2 separate regions of the Homo sapiens genome follow, and region 2 is linked to region 1. A link is a loop called in an ENCODE intact Hi-C map of the cell type or tissue named here. Cell type or tissue: B cell. All regions are shown on one strand. Each heading gives the region's core, and the rest is flanking DNA. Links, peaks and the distances in the headings are about the cores only.

Region 1 (8,950 bases), core at 545-8,544:
ATGACTTAGGGCTTCTCGAGGTCTTGGGTCACCCTGGGACTTCACAGACATGACAACATAATGGCTGTTGGGGGGCTTTGAGTAACCTTGACATACTCAAGGTTACTCAAGGGACCAAGGGACACACCTTGCCCCCTTCCTTCCTTGCAAACTTACTGACCACCACCCACCACCCTCTTTCCTCTGAGAAAAGGGGCAGCTGTCTATTTGCTCAGAGCCCTCCCATCTCTTCCAGGGTTTTGCTCTCTCAGTTCTTCCCTCAGTAGGTTTCAAACTCTTTTTCTCGTCCACATTTTTTTTTTGAGACAGGATCTCACTCAGTCACCTAGGCTGGAGTGCAGTGGTGTGGTCTCAGCTCACTACAACCTCGACCACCCAGGCTCAGGTGGGTTTCCCACCTCAGCCTCCTAAGTAGCTGGGACTACACGGGCATGCCACCATGCCCAGCTAATTTTTCTATTTTTAGTAGAGATGGGGTTTTCCCATTTTGCCCAGGCTGATCTCAAACTCCTGGGCCCAAATGATCCTCCCACCTCGGCCTCCCAAACATAAATTCTTCTTCTTTATTTTTTTCTTTCTTTTTTTTTTTTTTTTTGAGATGGCGTTTTGCTCTTGTTCCCAGGCTGGAGTGCAATGGTGCAATCTCAGCTACCGCAACCTTCACCTCCCGGGTTCAAGCGATTCTCCTGCCTCAGCCTCCCGAGTAGCTGGGATTACAGGTATGCACTACCACGCCTGGCTAATTTTATATTTTGGGTTTCACCATGTTGGTCAGGCTGGTCTCAAACTCCCGACCTCAGGTGATCTGCCCATCTTGGCCTCCCAAAGTGCTGGGATTACAGGCGTGAGCCACAGTGCCCGGACTCTTTTCTTTTTTACCTGCCCATCAAGTTTCCAACAAACGTGAATTCTTATATAGATTCCCCAAATACAAAACACATTTTTCTTAAGTATAAATACGTTTTATACGCTCATATTTGAAATATTTATTCACCTTAATTGTCATGAGGAGAAAAAGGTTACTTTGATTTGGAATAATATACAACTGAGTTTGGCTCTATGCAGATTTATCACAAGCCATGAAGCATAAGTGTCAGAGCCCTTCATTTGCAGAAGCCCCTCCAAGGCCTGGGAAAGGTCCTAGCACTGTGTCCCTGTGGTCAAGTGTTTTTGTAACATTTGGGCCAAGTGTGGTGGCTCACGCCTGTAATCCCAGTACTTTCGGAGGCCAAGGCAGGTGGATCACTTGAGAACGGGAGTTCGAGACCAGCTTGGCCAACGTGGTGAAACCCCGTCTCTACTAAAAATACAAAAAAATTAGCGGGCAGGCACCTCTAATCCCAGCTACTCAGGAGGCTGAGGCAGGATAATTGCTTGAACCCGGGAGGCTGAGGTTGCAGTGAGCCGAGATTGCACCACTGCACTCCAGCCTGGGTGACAGAGCAAGACTCTGTCAAAAAAAAGAAAGAGCAAGAAAGAAAAAGAAAGAGAGAGAGAGAGAAAAGAAAAGAGAGAGAGAGAAAAGAAAAGAGAGAGAGAGAAAGAAAGAAAGAGAAAGAAAGAAAGAAAAGAAAGAAAGAAAGAAAGAAAGAAAGAAAGAAAGAAAGAAAGAAAGAAAGAAAGAAAGAAAAAGAAAGAAAGAAAGAGAAAGAAAAGGAAGGAAGGAAGGAAGGAAGGAATTGCAGGAAAGTACCTTGACTGTGATTTGTTCAGGCCACTGTCTCGTCTCGTGCCTTCTCTGTCCATCACACTTCCCCTTGTGTCAGGCGGTATTTGAGTGGCCAGACCTAGGCGGAAATTAAACTGCGGGTACTTTTGGTTCAGGCTTAACGGGATCTATTTATGTGGTTCACAGTCACTTCTATGGATAGCCAAATTACTGCTAACAATTCCAGGTAAGAATGAGCTTTCTGTTCACGGTAACAACTAATCCAAGGCTGTGACACAAAGGGTCATGGTCAGAAGCTGCACTGCGATTGGAACATGTCCTACAGGTGTGCAGGCAATGGGGAAGCAGCATATGGACCTGGAAACTCATCTGTAAAAAATTCTTCCAATCACCAGACAGGAAAATAAAAGTTCAAGTGGAGAACCAGTCTTCATCAATGTCTAAGCAAAGTGGGGTTCTTCCTTGTAAGGGATGCTTTTCATGATAAAACACAGGCAATGGCACATTTTGTTTTCTTTTGGGATGAAAATGATGTGAAAAAAATCCAACATAATTCCCATATTTCTAGACAAAAGCCTAAGGCAGAGGTAATAAACAGGGAGTATGTCTGAATAGGAAGTCACATAATTTACACATTTCAACACTCAATCACACACACAAAACCCAGTCAATTCTAAAACAAAGGCTGCATTTCAGTTATCTCTATAAAAGATTATATTACAAAATCATTGTCATATGATTAAATGTATACAGCCAATAAATGCAGTAAAAAAATTGTAGAAATGGGCTGGGCACAATGGCTCACACCTGTGATCCTAGCACTTTGTGAGGCCAAGGCAGGCAGACCACCTGAGGTCAGGAGTTTGAGACCAGCCTGGCCAACATGATGAAACCCCATCTCTACTAAAAATACAAAAATTAGCCAGGTATGGTGGCAGGCACCTGTAATCACAGCACTTTGGGAGGTTGAGGCGGGTGGATCACCTGAGGTCAGGAGTTCGGATCAGTCTGGCCAACATGGCAAAACCCCATCTCTGCTAAAAATACAAAAATAAATGAGGATGGTGGCTGATGCCTATAATCCCAGCTACTCAGGAGGCTGAGGCAAGAGAATTGCTTGAACCCAAGAGGCGGAGGTTGCAATTAGTTGAGATCACACCGTTGCACTCCAGCCTAGGCAACAAGAGCGAAACTCCATCTCAAAAAAAAAAAATAAATTATAGAAATGATCCAGGCAATTAATACAACTACCAAGTTTAAAAATTATGTTTACGGTGGCTCACACCTGTAATCCCAACACTTTGGGAGGCTGAGGTGGGCAGATCATGAGGTCAGGAGATCGAGACCATCCTGGCTAACATGGTGAAACCTCGTCTCTACTAAAAATACAAAAATTAGTCAGGCGTGGTGGCAGGTGCCTGTAGTCCCAGCTACTTGGGAGGCTGAGGCAGGAGAATGGCGTGAACCTGGGAGGCAGAGCTTGCAGTGAGCCGAGATCGCGCCATTGCACTCCAGCCTGGGCAACAGAGTGAGACTCCGTCTCAAAAAAATATATATATATGTATATATATATATATGTTTAGAGCTTTTATCAGCTCTTCTAAATGTACAAATTGTTATTTATTTTATCATTTGAAATAAATATTTGCTGTATACCTAATTTTTGTTGGGAGACAATCCTCCATGGATCTCTCATGTTTCTGCATATCTTGTGAGCAGGGCACTGACCGCTTTTGTTCCAGAGTATCTTTTTAGGAATGTTTGCATAGTAAACAACTTTGGAAGATAGAGACTGTGTCTCCGTCCAGGATGGAGGGAGGAGTTGCCTGCTGAGCAGTATAATAATGTCTCCCTCTTGGGCAGTTTGGGCAAGTTAGCTGCAGTCCCTTTAAAAACTGGGGTTTCCTAAGCTTGAGGTTCCTCTGCTGTGATACAAACCTACTGTGTGTGCAACATTCACCTGGGTGCAGCCCTGTGTCACTGCATGGGACTTGGGGACAAAAGGAACTGAGGCAAATATGAAGCTCGTGTGGTTTGCTGTACCGTAATAAGGTAACGAGCTAAAGTAATAGACTGCATCCTGGTAAAAACAGATTGAGAGCTGCTTGCTTCCCTATGTCTCTATCTCTGACCCAGGGGTCTCATGTCTTCCACCAGCATCTATGAAACTTTGAGAGGCTATTTAGCTTGTGAGTACAGCAAAATCTCAGATCCTTCACAGTTCTTGGCAGTTTTGCATTTGTATTTTGAAACTCCTTTCCTTGAAGAGGAACCCCCAAATTGTAAAGGCTTCAAGCCCCATAAACCTTGATCCACTCTAAGTTTATAGATGATGATTTTGATATCAGTTGCCATATTCACTAGATTTACTTTGACTTCCAATATTGGGAGATATATTGAACTCAACATTCTCTAGCTGTTCCTATCTGTTGCCTTTCCCCATAACTAGTATGTAGTACAGTTCTCAACTACAGTACCTTCAAACACTTGATCAGACATAAGGCACGGCACAAGTGATTTGTTACTGATCACTAAAGTAACAACATTTGTCAATTATCTTCTTTTTAATAGATTGGGGTGATTCAAGCTTACTTCTATAATGTCATTATACTTGTAAGGATGCATTCATGTATTTGTTAGAACACTTTTAGCTCCAAATAATGAAAAAGCCTAACTCAAATGCTTATCTAGGAAGAGAATTTATTATCTTGCATGGTAAGAATGTCCCTAGATGGGAGTCTTCATGGTTGATTAATTCAGTGACTTCACAACTACAACAAAATTTGAGGGCTTTTTATCTTTTTACTCTGCTGTCTACAATCTATCAACTAGCTCTCCTCAAGACTGCAAATGGCAACAGCAACTGTAATGGTTATACCCTTCCACACAAAGATTCTGAGGCAAAAAAAAAAAAAAAAAAAAAAAGGTGGGGAGTGGTGACTCTTTCTCCCTTCGGTCATTTTTCTTTGTTTTTGTTTTTTGGTTTTTTTGAAACAGGGTCTCACTCTATTGTCCAGGCTGGAGTGCACTGGTACAATCACAGCTCACTGCAGCCTCATCCACCTGGGCTCAAGTGATCCTTCCACCTCAGTCTCCCAAGTAGCTGGGACCACAGATGCATGCCACCATGCCTGGCTAATTTTTTAATTATTTGTAGAGACAAGGTCTCACTATGTTGCCCAGGCTGGTCTCAAACTCTTGGGCTCAAGGAATCCTCCTGCCTCGGCCTCCCAAAGTGCTGGGATTAGAGACGCGAGTCCCTGTGCCCAGCATGGTAGTTTTAAAATTATTATTATTATTACTTTGAGATGGGGTCTTACCTGTTATCCAGGCTGTAGTGCAGTAGTGTAAACATGGCTCACTGTGGCCTCAAGCTCCCAGGCTCGGGTGATTCTCCTGCTTCAGTCTCCAGAGCTGGGAGTACAGGTGTATGTAGCTGGGAGTACAGGTGTAGGATCACACTCAGCCAATTTTTTTTTTTTATTTTTTGTAGAGACCGAGTCTCACTATGTTGCCCAGGTTGGTCTCAAGCGCTTGTGCTCAAGTGAGCCTCCTGTCTTGGCCTTACAAAATGGTCATTTTTAAAGAGCTAACAACATTTTATTAGAAGTCTCTAGTCTCCTAAAAATTCCCTTCATGTCTCACTGACCAGAGTGTGGTCATATGCCATTTCCTAAGCCACACTCTGGAGAATAGAATCAGAATGATTGACTTAGAGAATCAACATTCAACTTCCAGTTCTGATGCTTGAGCAAGCTCTGGCCGAAACACTTTATTTCACAGAGCAGTGTGGGTATCTGAACAAAAGTCATGGTTCCGTTAGCATTGAAAAGAATGAGGAAGTGGTTGTTGCATGGATAACCAACAGTGATTGCCGTAGTTGCTCACTGGCATTCTGATGTGCTTTCTTGAGGAAGAGCAAAGGGAGTAAGGTATAATCAGAGCAATAGGAATGGCACATAATGTGGTATGTCTCTATGGGAATGTGTGATGAAAATGGCTAAAATGCATCTCGGCTGGAACCAGATTAAGACCTGCTTGCTTCTCTGTATCTCTGGTCTTCACTTTGCGTGTGTTACTCAGTCTAGTGCAATCTCACTCCCACCCTCATTGCAATGAATGCTTTAAATATGGACAGTCCTCTTTGCATGGTAGAAATTTCAGTTACCACAGCTTAGTTAAATAACACCAGTTCCCCAGCATTTCAGATTTCAGTTACCACGGTATATTAACTATGAGTAATTGCAGGAAGTACAAAATTCACAGCTAGCTCTTTAGTTCACAGATCACTACATAAATAAACAACACTTACATCATAATCAGTGATCCATGATGTCTGTTGTGGACACTTTGAAGAATAGAATGAACTCCCATCAAAATTTTTGGTTTGGATGTCAAGACTGATGACACCACACACACACACCAAGAAGGTGTATGTGTTCTTTACATTGGTTTGTTATTTCTGGGAAGAATAGGGCGGCCCTCCCAAGCTGGTTTGAAAATGGCTTGAACAGAGGAAGGGAAACTGGCTGGGGGTATTGATTGTGCTCTGGGGAGTGGACTAGGATGAGGGCTCTACACATAAGCAGGGACTTGCATGGTTTGAATCTGTCACCAAAGGAGGGAGCACACAGGCTTTCTTATCAGCTTGCCCAGATGTGGGGCAGAAGCTGAAGAGGGCGAGGTGAGACTTCAGCAGTCAGACATCAAAAAATGGAGTTAGGCCGGGCACGGTGGCTCATGTCTGTAATCCCAGCACTTTGGGAGGCCAAAGCAGGCAGATCACAAGGTCAAGAGCTCAAGACCAGCCTGGCTAACATAGTGAAACCCTGTCTCTACTAAAAATACAAAAAATTATCTGAGTGTGGTGGTGGTCACCTGTAATTCTGGCTACTCGGGAGGCTGAGGCAGGAGAATCGCTTGAACCCAGGAGGTGGAGGTTGTAGTGAGTGGAGATCACGCCACCACACTCCAGCCTGGGAGACCGTGGGAGACTCCATCTCAAAAAAAAAATGGAGTTAGATTCTTTACTACAACACCACTTGTATCAAAATCTCTTGGTAACTGATTTCTGTGTAAGTCAGTCAGTTCATACACAGACAGCAAAGCATGAAGCAGTGATGCCTCCTTGTCTTTCAGTGGTAAGCCCATGTGACATTTCACAAAAATAGGCAATCAAAAGAAGAAACTGGCCAACAAAGATCAAAGTGCAGCAGCAAAGAAACAAAATGTGCCATATGGCAGCCATGGATGGAGATGCTGGTGGGGGGCTGTGCCCTGGGGTCTGTGCACTACTAGCCCATGGTGGACAGGATTGTACTCCATTCCTAAGAAGGACAGAAACTGGAGAACCCAGGCTAGCCCATCCTAGAAGACTTTTTTGGAGTTTTGCTGAAGGGAGGAGAAAGTTCTTTAAAGGAAGCTCCAGGGCAGAAGGAGAGGAAAGAGAGAATGAGGCAGAAAAAACAGTTGAAGAACTAATGGCTGAACATTTCCCAACTTTGGTGAAAGACATATTTTCATATTCAAGAAGCACAGTAAAACTCAAAGCAGAATTGGAAATAAAAAAACAAAAATGGTATCCCTTGGCACATCATAGTCAAACTGCTAAAAAGCAAAGAGAAAGAGAAAATTTTGAAAGCAGCCAGAGAAAAAGAACACACTGCATACACAGAACAACATTTTCAGTGTCACTGTTTTCTCATGAAAAACAATATAGGCCAGAAGACAGTATAACATCTTTAAAACGCTGAAAGAAAAAGTCAACTCAGAAATGCTTTTCCTGGCTGGGCACGATGGCTCACGCCTGTAATCCCAGCACTTTCGAAGGCTGAGGTGGGCAGATTGCTTGAGCTCAGGAGTTTGAGTCCACCCTGAGCAACACAGTGAGACCCCATCTCTACAAAAAATACAAAAATTAACCAGGCGTGGTGGTGTGTGCCTGTAATCCCAGCTACTTGGGAGACTGAGGTGGCAAGATCACTTGAGCCTGGGAGGTGGAGATTGCAGTGAGCCAAGATCACGCACTGCACTCCAGCCTGGGTGACAGAGCAAGACCCTGTTCTGAAAATAAATAAATAAATAAATAAATAAACAAACAAACAAATAAATAGAAATGCTTTTCCAGTGAAAGCATTCTTCCAGAATGAAAATGAAGTAAAGCTATTTTCAGATAAAAGAAAACAGATTTCGTTATCAGCAGACCTACACTATAAGAAGTGCTAAAAAAAAGTTCTTCAGAGAAAAGGGAAATGAAACCAGATGGAAGAACAGAGCTACGGGCTGGAATAAAGAGAATGGTAAATTTGTAGGTAAATACAAAATGTATTTTTCTTTTTAATGTCTTTAAAATACATCAAACTGTTTAAGGCAAAAACGGTTGTATTGTGGGGTTGGTAACATATGTAGATGTAACATATACGAAAGCTACAGCATGAAGGATGAGAGGGTAGACTCATACAGTTACAAGCGTCCTGCATGTTACCCGCAGTGCTGCGATATAAACTCGGAAAGACTCAAGAGTTCAGGATGCAGACTGTAATCCCTAGAGCAGCAGGTCTCCATGTGTGGTCTAGGATGACCCACAGTCCCTAAGATCCTTTCAGGGAGTCTGTGAGTTCAAAATTATTTTCATAACAATAAAAAAAGAAACAAAAAGTGATAATGCTGGAAGTGAAACCTGAATCTACTGTTAAGTGGAGTAATAAAGGAAATAGCTGACTGTGGGAAATGTGATTTTGCTGCCACTCGGGAGGCTGTAGATGTGCGATCAGGAATTCTGTAACGGCCAGCTCGTCGCTGTCACAAGGAGGAAAGTGGCTGTGATCAAAAGGACAAAGGTGGCCCTGAGGAAGTGACACGGGCAAAAAACCTAACATTAAAGAAACTCTCAGAGCTATTTCATGACACTGAAAGCTCAAAGGATGAAAAGTTAGAGGCCGGGCACAGTGGTTCCTGCCTGTAATCTCAGCACTTTGGGAGGCCGAGGTGGACAGATGACTTGAGGTCAGGAGCTTGAGACCAGCCTGGCCAACATGGTGAAACCCCGTCTCTGCTAAAAATACAAAAATTACCTGGGCGTGGTGGCACATCCCTGTAATCCCAGCTACTCAGGAGGCTGAGGTGGGAGAATCGCTTGAACCCGAGAGGCAGAGGTTGCAGGGAGCCGAGATCGTGCCACTGCACTTCAGCCTGGGCGACAGAGGGAAACTCCATCCCAAAAAAAGAAAAAAAGAAAGAAAAATTAGAAGCTGATCCAAACAGAATGGAGTATGACAATTC
Region 2 (8,950 bases), core at 643-8,642, 520 kb after region 1:
AAGCAAGGCTACATATTATAGTATATATACATAACAGTACAGAGTAGGGATACAAGAATATGTATTATGATAAAAAATATATGTTGCATATATTATATATGTTAACCCATGATACATCCCACCTTCTAACTTTCCACATTCTAACACCTCTGAAAGTGGGATGTATCACTGTTATCTAATATTCCATAAATACTCTACATATGGAGAGACAATACAACAAAACAGTTAAAAGCTCAGCTCCAGAGCCTGTTTCCTCATTTGTAAAAACAGAATAATAACAGTATGTACTTCATAGGTACATAGGTACTTGATAGGTATTTAATGCTTCTTGAGAGCATTAAGAGATGTATTTCATGGAAAGTGTTTAATATTCTGCCTGGCAGTAAAGACTAAATTTTCTTCCCACTCCAGATCTTGATTCCTCTCCTTAGAGACAGCAGCTGTTACTGGTTTCTTTTATGATGTCTCTGTTGAGATATTTTGATAGAAAAAGCAGTAAAAAATGGAAACTGGCACATTTCTAGATTTTATTGACTTTCTTAAGAACTTTGACAGATCTGAAATTTTACCCCATTTGTAAGCTAACAAGTTAACCTGCCTCAGTTTCATGGATGCTGGCAGGAGGCAGCATCCTGGGTCAGTAGGCAGCATGAACTTCATGTCAGTTCCCTTTGACATTCATATCTCACGGTAAGGGAGGAGACCACCCCTCATATTGTCTTATGCCCAATTTCTGCCTCCAAAAAAAGAAGAAGTAAAAACTAAAAGGCAGAAATGAAATCCACAAGCAGATAGCCCGGTGCCACACCCTGGGCCTGGTAAAGATCAACCCCTGACCTAATTGGTTATTTATAGATTACAGACATTGTATAGAAAAGCACTGTGAAAATCCCTGTCCTGTTCTGTTCCATTCTACCCCCTGCTTGCTCAATCGATCACGACCCTCCCAAACAGACCCCCTTAGAGTTGTGAGCCCCTAAAAGGGACAGGAATTGCTCACTTGGGGAGCTCGGTTGTTGGAGACAAGAGTCTTGCCGAAGCTCCCGGCTGAATAAAGCCCTTCCTTCTCAGTGTCTGAGGGGTTTTGTCTGTGGCTTGTCCTGCTACAATGGGAGTGACATGGAACAGCCTAGGTGAGTGCTGTGCATCACTGCTAAGGGACCTTGAGCTTGGGAAACCCTGTCTGTAAGAAAACTCACTCAACTTTTGCCCCAGGAGAAGGTATTTTATACAAAAATAATAGAAAAGATGGTCTTAAACAAAAGCTGTTCAGTGCTGCTGCTCACCAAATGCACAAACCTAAGACCCATGGAAATCTTTCTACCAGCCTATTTCTTCCTCCTTCCCCACTTTCTTTAACTAAAAGAGAAATTTATGAATTAATTTCAGTGGAGAAGTAGATGGTTTTTTAACCATCAAATACATTATAATTTTACTAGAAAAAGTATAAGCATTATACATATGGATATAAAGAAAAAATAATTATGTGCAAATGCAAGAATATTGGCAGTATGTTGTGTTTGACAGTAACTCTTTGATAAAGTCAACTAACAGCACAATTTTTTAAAAATAGGTGTAGTTTTAAAATGCAGTTGTTTGGATCTTTTTTTTTTTTTTTTTTTTAGTTATTAAATGTTTTATCCTTGTGTCAGTTAAGCAGGTGATAATGCTTTACAGGTTATATAGTACTTTCAGAGAAACTTTACTTAAATCTCAAAATAGTCCAATAAGAAGATAACCCTGTTTTATAGGTACAGAAATTGAGGCTTAAAAAAAAATTAAGTGAGTTGTTCTAGGTCAGATGTTAGTAAGTGGCAGAATGGTAATCTAAACCCAAGGCCTCAACAACTACAAAAAATCTGAAAGTCTGTTTTTTTCCTAGAGTTTAGCTACTTTATCCTGACCCTTCTCAATCAGTAGTCTGTCTTCAACGATTTGGACTTCAAACCACTTTTAGAAATATGTCTGTGAACTCATGTGCGTATCCAGAGCTTTACAAGTCAGCAAGAGAATGCCTCAGAATAGATTTTCCAATATGTAGCAACATAAGCCTAAAGAATAATTTTCAAGATTATCTCTATATTTTTATTTTAAGTAAAAGTACATGACAGATCCTGGATTAATGAGAAAGGGATCAAATATTAATCCAAAATGGAAGCTATTTTAATTTAGACATTTGGTGGTATTTAATTTGATATACAAGGAGGTTAGAAGGAGAAATAGGTTTTACAATAGAGATAAGTTTTTCTTATACCTGCTGAGTGTTTTATTTTAAGTAGGATTTTTTTGGCCAGTTAATCCATGCTAATAGGAAATTTGGAAAATAGAGAAAAATATAAAAAATGTAAAATAAGAGTCCCTTATTTCATTAACATCGTAATAAGAGATAAGCACTTTTAATTATTTATGGCCTTCTAGTCTTTTAATCAGTGTCTGTATTTAATGTAATTGGGATGATAATTTATGCATTTTTGTTTTTTTTGTTTTGTTTAACCCTGATTCCAGTTTCTACATGATTATTTTTACGACATATTTTTGTTAGCTACATAACGTTCTAGTGTCAGAATTATTAGTATTTAGTTAAAACCTGCTCAGATTGGGTTTTTAGGTTGTGTTTTTGCTGCAATAAACATAATAGGAACAACATGTTTTCATGTAAAGCTTTATCCTCATTTTGTACTGCAGGAAAAATACCTAGGTTAGAATTACTAAATTAAAAAATGGACACTTGGGGCCAGGCGCAGTGGCTTACGCCTGTAATTCCACCACTTTGGGGAGCTGAGGCGGGCAGATCACTTGACATCGAGAGTTCAAGACCAGCCTGACCAACATGGAGAAACCCCGTCTCTACTAAAAATACAAAAAATTATCCAGACGTAGTGGCACATGCCTGTAATCTCAGCTACTTGGGAGGCTGAGGTAGGAGAATCGCTTGAACCCGGGAGGCAGAGGTTGTGGTGAGCCGAGATCATGCCATTGAACTCCAGCCTGGGCAACAAGAGCGAAACTCCGTCTCCAAAAAAAAAAAAAGACACTTATTTAGGCTTTCCATATATCATGGTAATTTGCTTTCTAAAAGGCTATATGAATTTTTAAGTGTGCTTGTTTCTCTATATGCTCAACAGAATGGAATGCTATCTTAAAAGAAAAAAGATACTTGGTAGTTTGATAACTAGTAATGTTATTTTAAGTTGTATGTTTTTAGTTACTAGTAAGCAGTTTGAATTCTGTGAAACTTTTGTTCATGATCTTTACTCATTTTTTAAGTGCATTTATGATCTCTTCAGGCTATTAGCCTCTTGTCATCAAATGTGTGTAAGATTTAAGACTCATCACTGTCAAGTTAATGGATGAGTTCTCAGAGGCAAAGGCTTTATAGAGAAAAGAAGATAGGAGTGTGAACTGAGCCCTGAGGACAGCCTGCAAGGAGTGGATAAAAAGCCAATAAACAGAAAATGTTAGTGTTCAGAAATTAGGAGAAGACTGAATACTTTCCCTACTCTTAAAATTAATCCTTTTATTATAAGTATACAGTCTTTTCTCTCAGAATTTAGTTAAGTAACTCACTGATGTTACTCAAAAATTGTTACTCGATTAAAAAAATTTTCTGAGCTAAGATGACAGTGACTGTCTTCTAAATTTTAGTTTCAGTTAATTTTTCAAAACAAAACCAACACAATCAAAGCCCCCTTGTGCACCTCTGACTGTATCCCTCCCTGCCTTCCAATTATCCTGAAATTGATATTTATCACTCCCATCTTTTGTACGTGTGTCTCACATCCTGTACCTTAGTCTTTTCTTGTTAATTAAAGCAGATGTTCCATGTAAACTTATTTATTAATATTTCTTCAACTGAAATATCATTTGGACCTAGGGTAAAGTTAAATATACTATTGTGTTATATTACTCCGTTTACTTTCTTCTATGTTTGCCTTTGAATTGTCCAACTCTTTGCTAGTTCCATGCTTGGTTTAACCCAGCCAGTGTTCTGCCGTCTGTGGTTAGTAGAACTCAGAAATTGGAGGAATCCAGAACAGTAGTTGAAATACTTGGGGGCGGGGGACAGGGTAGGAGTGGAGGGTAGGAGCAAGAGGGCAAAGAGAAATGAAATGCAGCTGAGAGAATAATCAGATTCCTTCCAAAGCAACTGAACATTGTCAGTCCGCATAGCATCATAAATAGCTTTCTGAAACTACTTTTTTTTTTTTTTTTGAGACGGAGCCTTGCTCTGCTGCTCAGGCTGGAGTGCGGTGGCGCGATCTCGGCTCACTGCAACCTCTGCCTCCCAGGTTCAGGCGATTCTCCTGCCTAAGCCTCCCGAGTAGCTGGGACTACCAGCGTGCGCCACCACGCCCAGCTAATTTTTGTGTTCTTAGTAGAGATGGGGTTTTACCATGTTGGCCAGGATGGTCTCGATCTCTTGACCTCGTGATCTCCTTGCCTTAGCCTCCCAAAGTGCTGGGATTACAGGCATGAACCACCACACCCGGCCAGAAACTACTTTTTACGGCTGGAGTTTCAGAACTAATTTAGTAAAGGATTGAAAAGGAAGGAGGATACAGTTGACTCATTTGTACAGAGTATATGACTCATTTGTACAGAATGAAAACATGTTTATGAAGGTTCACACTAAGTGAAAGCTGGCATCCAAGTTGATTCAGACAAAAGTGAAAGTCAAGAAGTTAATAGTACATTAATTCTCCAAATGCATGCCAGCAGAGCGTGGCAGGAAGGTACACAAGTCAGCAGATCTGGGTTGTCCTGGTTCTCCTATTGACTCGTGTGTGTGATGTTAGGTGGGTGAATCTTGGCTTTGAATCTCCATTTGTAAAATAACTCTCCTGAAATAGAGATGGATAGGGTAGAATACCATATTTCTTAAGATCTTTTATAAGTTGATTCCATTGTTGTAAATTATGAATCCTAAAGTATTTCTTTATGAAAAATTTTTTAAGGCTATGATTTACTAAACTTTCTTAAAATTTTAAATTTTAGGGAAGACATGTAAGGAATTTGCATAAGACAGTTATGCAAAATGGAGCTGGAGGAGCTTTATTTGTGGTAAGTAATTACTTAGATTTCTTTGGAAAGAAAAGACTTGGAAATTGGGGTAAATCCATTGTAAAAATCCAAAATATCTTAAATACCATTGTCTTTGATATATGATGGTCATCGTGAGAATTTACATACAGCTAATTGAATTTACTACATTTCAAAAGATGTTGGTTCCAGTTGAACCTCATGAGTTTAAATTAGTATCAGGAAAACTCTGGGAATAAGAATTTATTTCCAGTGAAATTACTGTGTGAGCCCTAACCTGATTCTCATCACACTTTGGGTTCTCAGTCATGTTGGCTTACTGAGAGTTTGGAGATTGTAACTTGTTGAATCCCAAAATGACACTAGTTTGAAACTCATGGATTTTAGTAATGTAGTAACTAGATTAGCAGCTGGTCTTTATATTTTTAGTTTCCGGAGTTTTAACTATAAATAGAAGTCTGTGAACTCCCCAGATTAGTTGCACAATTTGGAAAGGATAAGATATTATATCTCCCTTTTCTGACAAGGTGCTGTTTTCAGGGATTAATCTAGTATAAAGGCAATATAGTGGACTTGTGTGATGATTTAGAGTTAGTGGTGTAAGAAGTAGCTTCCTGCTATATATCAAGCATCAAATTGGCCACATATTTGAGATCATTGTCCAGAGTGTCTGTTTTCTTTCCTCTTTTGGCTTATGTCCTTTAAAAAGCAGAACTCCGAGAGTTAACATATCAAGAGATTCATTTCTGTATTCACCACACATACATAACATTAATTGATCGTAAGTGTTAATCTCAGTGTGACTCATTTGATTTCCTGTTGACATGCCATTTCTTGTCAGTTTTTGAAGAGGGCCTGCTTCTGCTCTTTTAAGAAGAGATAAAGCTTCTTGCTGTTGGCTATTATGGAAAACGTGGGAAAGAGATGGTGCTGTTTTTTTTTTTTTTTTTTTTTTTTTAAGATGGTCCTTTTGTACCCTCCTAAAGTAATGGGTCTTAACCCTTTTGGATCCCAGATCCCTTTGACAATCTGATAACCTTGCTTTTGGGAAAATACACATATGTTCACATTTAAAATTTTGTGTTTTAATTTCATAAAGGCTTCCAATAATTGGTAATGTTTTGGTAATTCTATCAGAAGATCTTACTCTCTAATGAAGCTGGATAACACTTTTTGTTGTTTGGGTTTTTTTGGTCCTAAAGGTACTTCTCTTATTCTTTAAATGGTCCTTTGTAAATTTTTAAATTCTGCTAACTTTACTTTGGTAATCATACTTATCAAATGTGTGTTTAGACATTCTTTTTGATGGAAGGATAGGGTGGTATATATCATGTTGGAATTAAAATGGAGAGATTAAACAATAAGTAATAGTATAGTAATGTACAGTGTCATTCACACTTGAGAGAATTTGGATAAGTCTGAAAAACTGTTTTTGTTGTGTAGCACAGAGATACTCCTGAGAATAACCCTGATACTCCATTTGATTTCACACCAGAAAACTATAAGGTATGGCTAAATTAACATTATAATTAATTTACCAAATAGGTAATATTTTCTAGATGTATAAAATGATGTTCTTTCTTTTATACAGAGGATAGAGGCAATTGTAAAAAACTATCCAGAAGGCCATAAAGCAGCAGCTGTTCTTCCAGTCCTGGATTTAGCCCAAAGGCAGAATGGGTGGTTGCCCATCTCTGCTATGAACAAGGTACTGGATTCATTTTTGCCTTAGTTCTAAAAGAGAAGAGATTGTGTATGATAATTTCCTTTTATAGAAATTACTCTGATCATCTCCAGTGTCAGAATCTAGGATTTTGGAGCCCTTTAGCCATTTGTATGTTTCCTTGAATTGTCTTTGTGTTTTTGTTCATTCCCTTAATGCATAGAGGTGATTTCTAACCTTGCAGGAAATAAGGAAGGCATTATGGTGAAAGAGGGTATGTGTTTTTTTTTTTCCTTTTGAAGGAAATGGTCAAAGATAAAAGATTCCAAATGTGTATAACTTAGTGTCAAGATATTCTGAAAATTAATGTAATATTTAAACACTAGAATTACAGAAAAGAAGATCTGCTCACTAGTATGAAAATTTTTAATATTTTACATCTTTGGCTGTAGGCTGTAAGAAAAATCTGTATAATAGGTGATATTTATACAATTTGATTATGCTACTTTGGAATCAACGACCTATAGAAATGCTATGGATGACCCATTTTATTCAAAGTTACTCTATTCATATAATATTCATTTTTCCTAATAGTTTTGAGCAGTAATACAAATTTCAAGTTTATTCGTATCCTGTTAATACAAATAACTACATTTGTGTGGTGATGTATTACAGCATATCATTTATAAAGTGCCATACACAAACCACATACTATTTGATTCTGATGAGAATCACATAACCATTAAGCTGTGTTATATAATGGAAAATATTTTTGACTTAGAACTAAGACACCTGATTTTTCTCTGAACTTCCTCATTGGCAATGAAAGTTTTGAACCAGGTAGACCTCTTCTAATTATTAAGTTATGATTTCTGAGCGGTAGTGCTAGGACTGAATTCATTTCTAAATCAGTGCATTTTCTACTTGACTGACTATAACAGAGATTTTGTTGTACTTCATTCTTACCACTTTCTAAACTTAATTTGGTTATAACTCTTAGGCTAGACAATCATCTTTCTGAGAGAATAGGAATGTCCTCAATTTATCTAATAGAATCCTAAATGCAAATTTTAGATTTAGTTTATTGATATTTTATTTTATTTGCATTGTATAGTACTATAACACTGGTTTTTCCCTATGAAAAATATTATAAAGCAAGTTTAGTGAGTTACTATCCTGAGTAAACATAGGTGGTTATTTCTTCGATAAATTATGTATTTCTTGGGAAGTTACTTAACATTTTTTTAAATTAAAATAGCCAACTTTATAATGATTTAGGTATATGTTTCTAATTATAATGTTATTATTTTGAAAAAATCATATTTTTAGTAATGGTAAGCCTGTTGGAAATCTTGCTGAGTGGCACGTTAGCAGAGCAAAATAAAAATAAATAAGAAACTGAAAGTGAAAACATTTAAAAAATAAGACAGGCATGGTGGTGCATGCCTGTAGACCCAGGTACTCAGGATGTTGATGTGGGAGGATTGCTTGAGCTTAAGACCAGCCTGGGCAAGATGGTGAGACCCTATCTCTTAAAAAATATGTATTTATATATTGTCCTATTATATTTAGGGTTGGATTTGTGTGGGGGAAAGGCAGGAAGTGTAGGGTATAGGGAATAGACTCAAGATTCTTTGCACTTTACATTTGGGACTTTTATTTTAATGTTACTGCCCCTCCCCCCAACCCATGAAACACCTAACCTTACAACAAAAAATATCCAGAAGCTTAATAATTATTTATTTAACCGTCACTAAGGTGTAGGGAGATGTGCAGAATTCCAGGAAGGAGTCTTTTCCTAATTAGACAGTCAGAGCCTCATTCCAGATTTATTATTCCTTTGGTAGGGTTCCAGCATGTATATTTTGATAGAGAGCTCCCCAGATTCAGGGATACGTCCTTGATTCAGAACTGCCGAATGAAATAGCACAATTACTTTATCTGTCACAAGTGAGCCATGATTAGATGTCTTTTGAGAATATATTTCCTTTAGAATTCCTAATATGAGAAAGTTAACATACTTGTCTGAAATGCCCGCTCTTCTTTTATATTAGAATATGGATATATCTATAATTTTTAAGAATGCCAGATAGTAAGTCTTAATGATAATAGGTCACCTAGAAAGTTGTAGACAGAATTATAAATCACGATAGACAAGGACCAGCCCTGGCAAACAGCTAGAAATCCTCGTTTTCCCTAACAGACTTGCCCTAAGAAAAGATGCTGAGTTAGTGATCCCCTTAGTCC

Evidence for each region. A loop is a pair of places that touch in the nucleus more often than their neighbours do. Peaks named below come from ENCODE experiments on the same cell type or tissue, not always from the same donor. Only the 100,000 strongest peaks of a DNase experiment are listed, where the experiment ranks them.
Region 2: a loop joins it to region 1, with 5 times the contacts of the local background. A loop is called at or near these places in 4 of 110 quality-filtered maps.

Annotation. Positions count from the first base shown.
Region 1 is chr18:8,595,934-8,604,883 of GRCh38, forward strand. No RefSeq gene overlaps it. Among named protein-coding and RNA genes, the nearest start is that of RAB12, 9.0 kb to the right of the region's middle. In B cell, for the core only: no CTCF peak of the experiment used is centred there; DNase peaks (open chromatin) are centred at 5,508, 8,148 and 8,178; H3K4me3 peaks cover 1,584 bases; H3K27ac peaks cover 2,415 bases.
Region 2 is chr18:9,112,843-9,121,792 of GRCh38, forward strand. NDUFV2 (NADH:ubiquinone oxidoreductase core subunit V2) reads left to right here. Exons shown (of 8, transcript NM_021074.5): 2 at 4,996-5,061; 3 at 6,484-6,546; 4 at 6,632-6,748. It overlaps NDUFV2-AS1 (NDUFV2 antisense RNA 1), which reads right to left. Exons shown (of 3, transcript NR_110772.1): 3 at 8,423-8,614. Among named protein-coding and RNA genes, the nearest start is that of NDUFV2, 15 kb to the left of the region's middle. RefSeq lists an enhancer at 806-1,055. In B cell, for the core only: no CTCF peak of the experiment used is centred there; DNase peaks (open chromatin) are centred at 829, 4,109, 4,649, 5,769 and 1 weaker place; H3K4me3 peaks cover 5,726 bases; H3K27ac peaks cover 7,845 bases.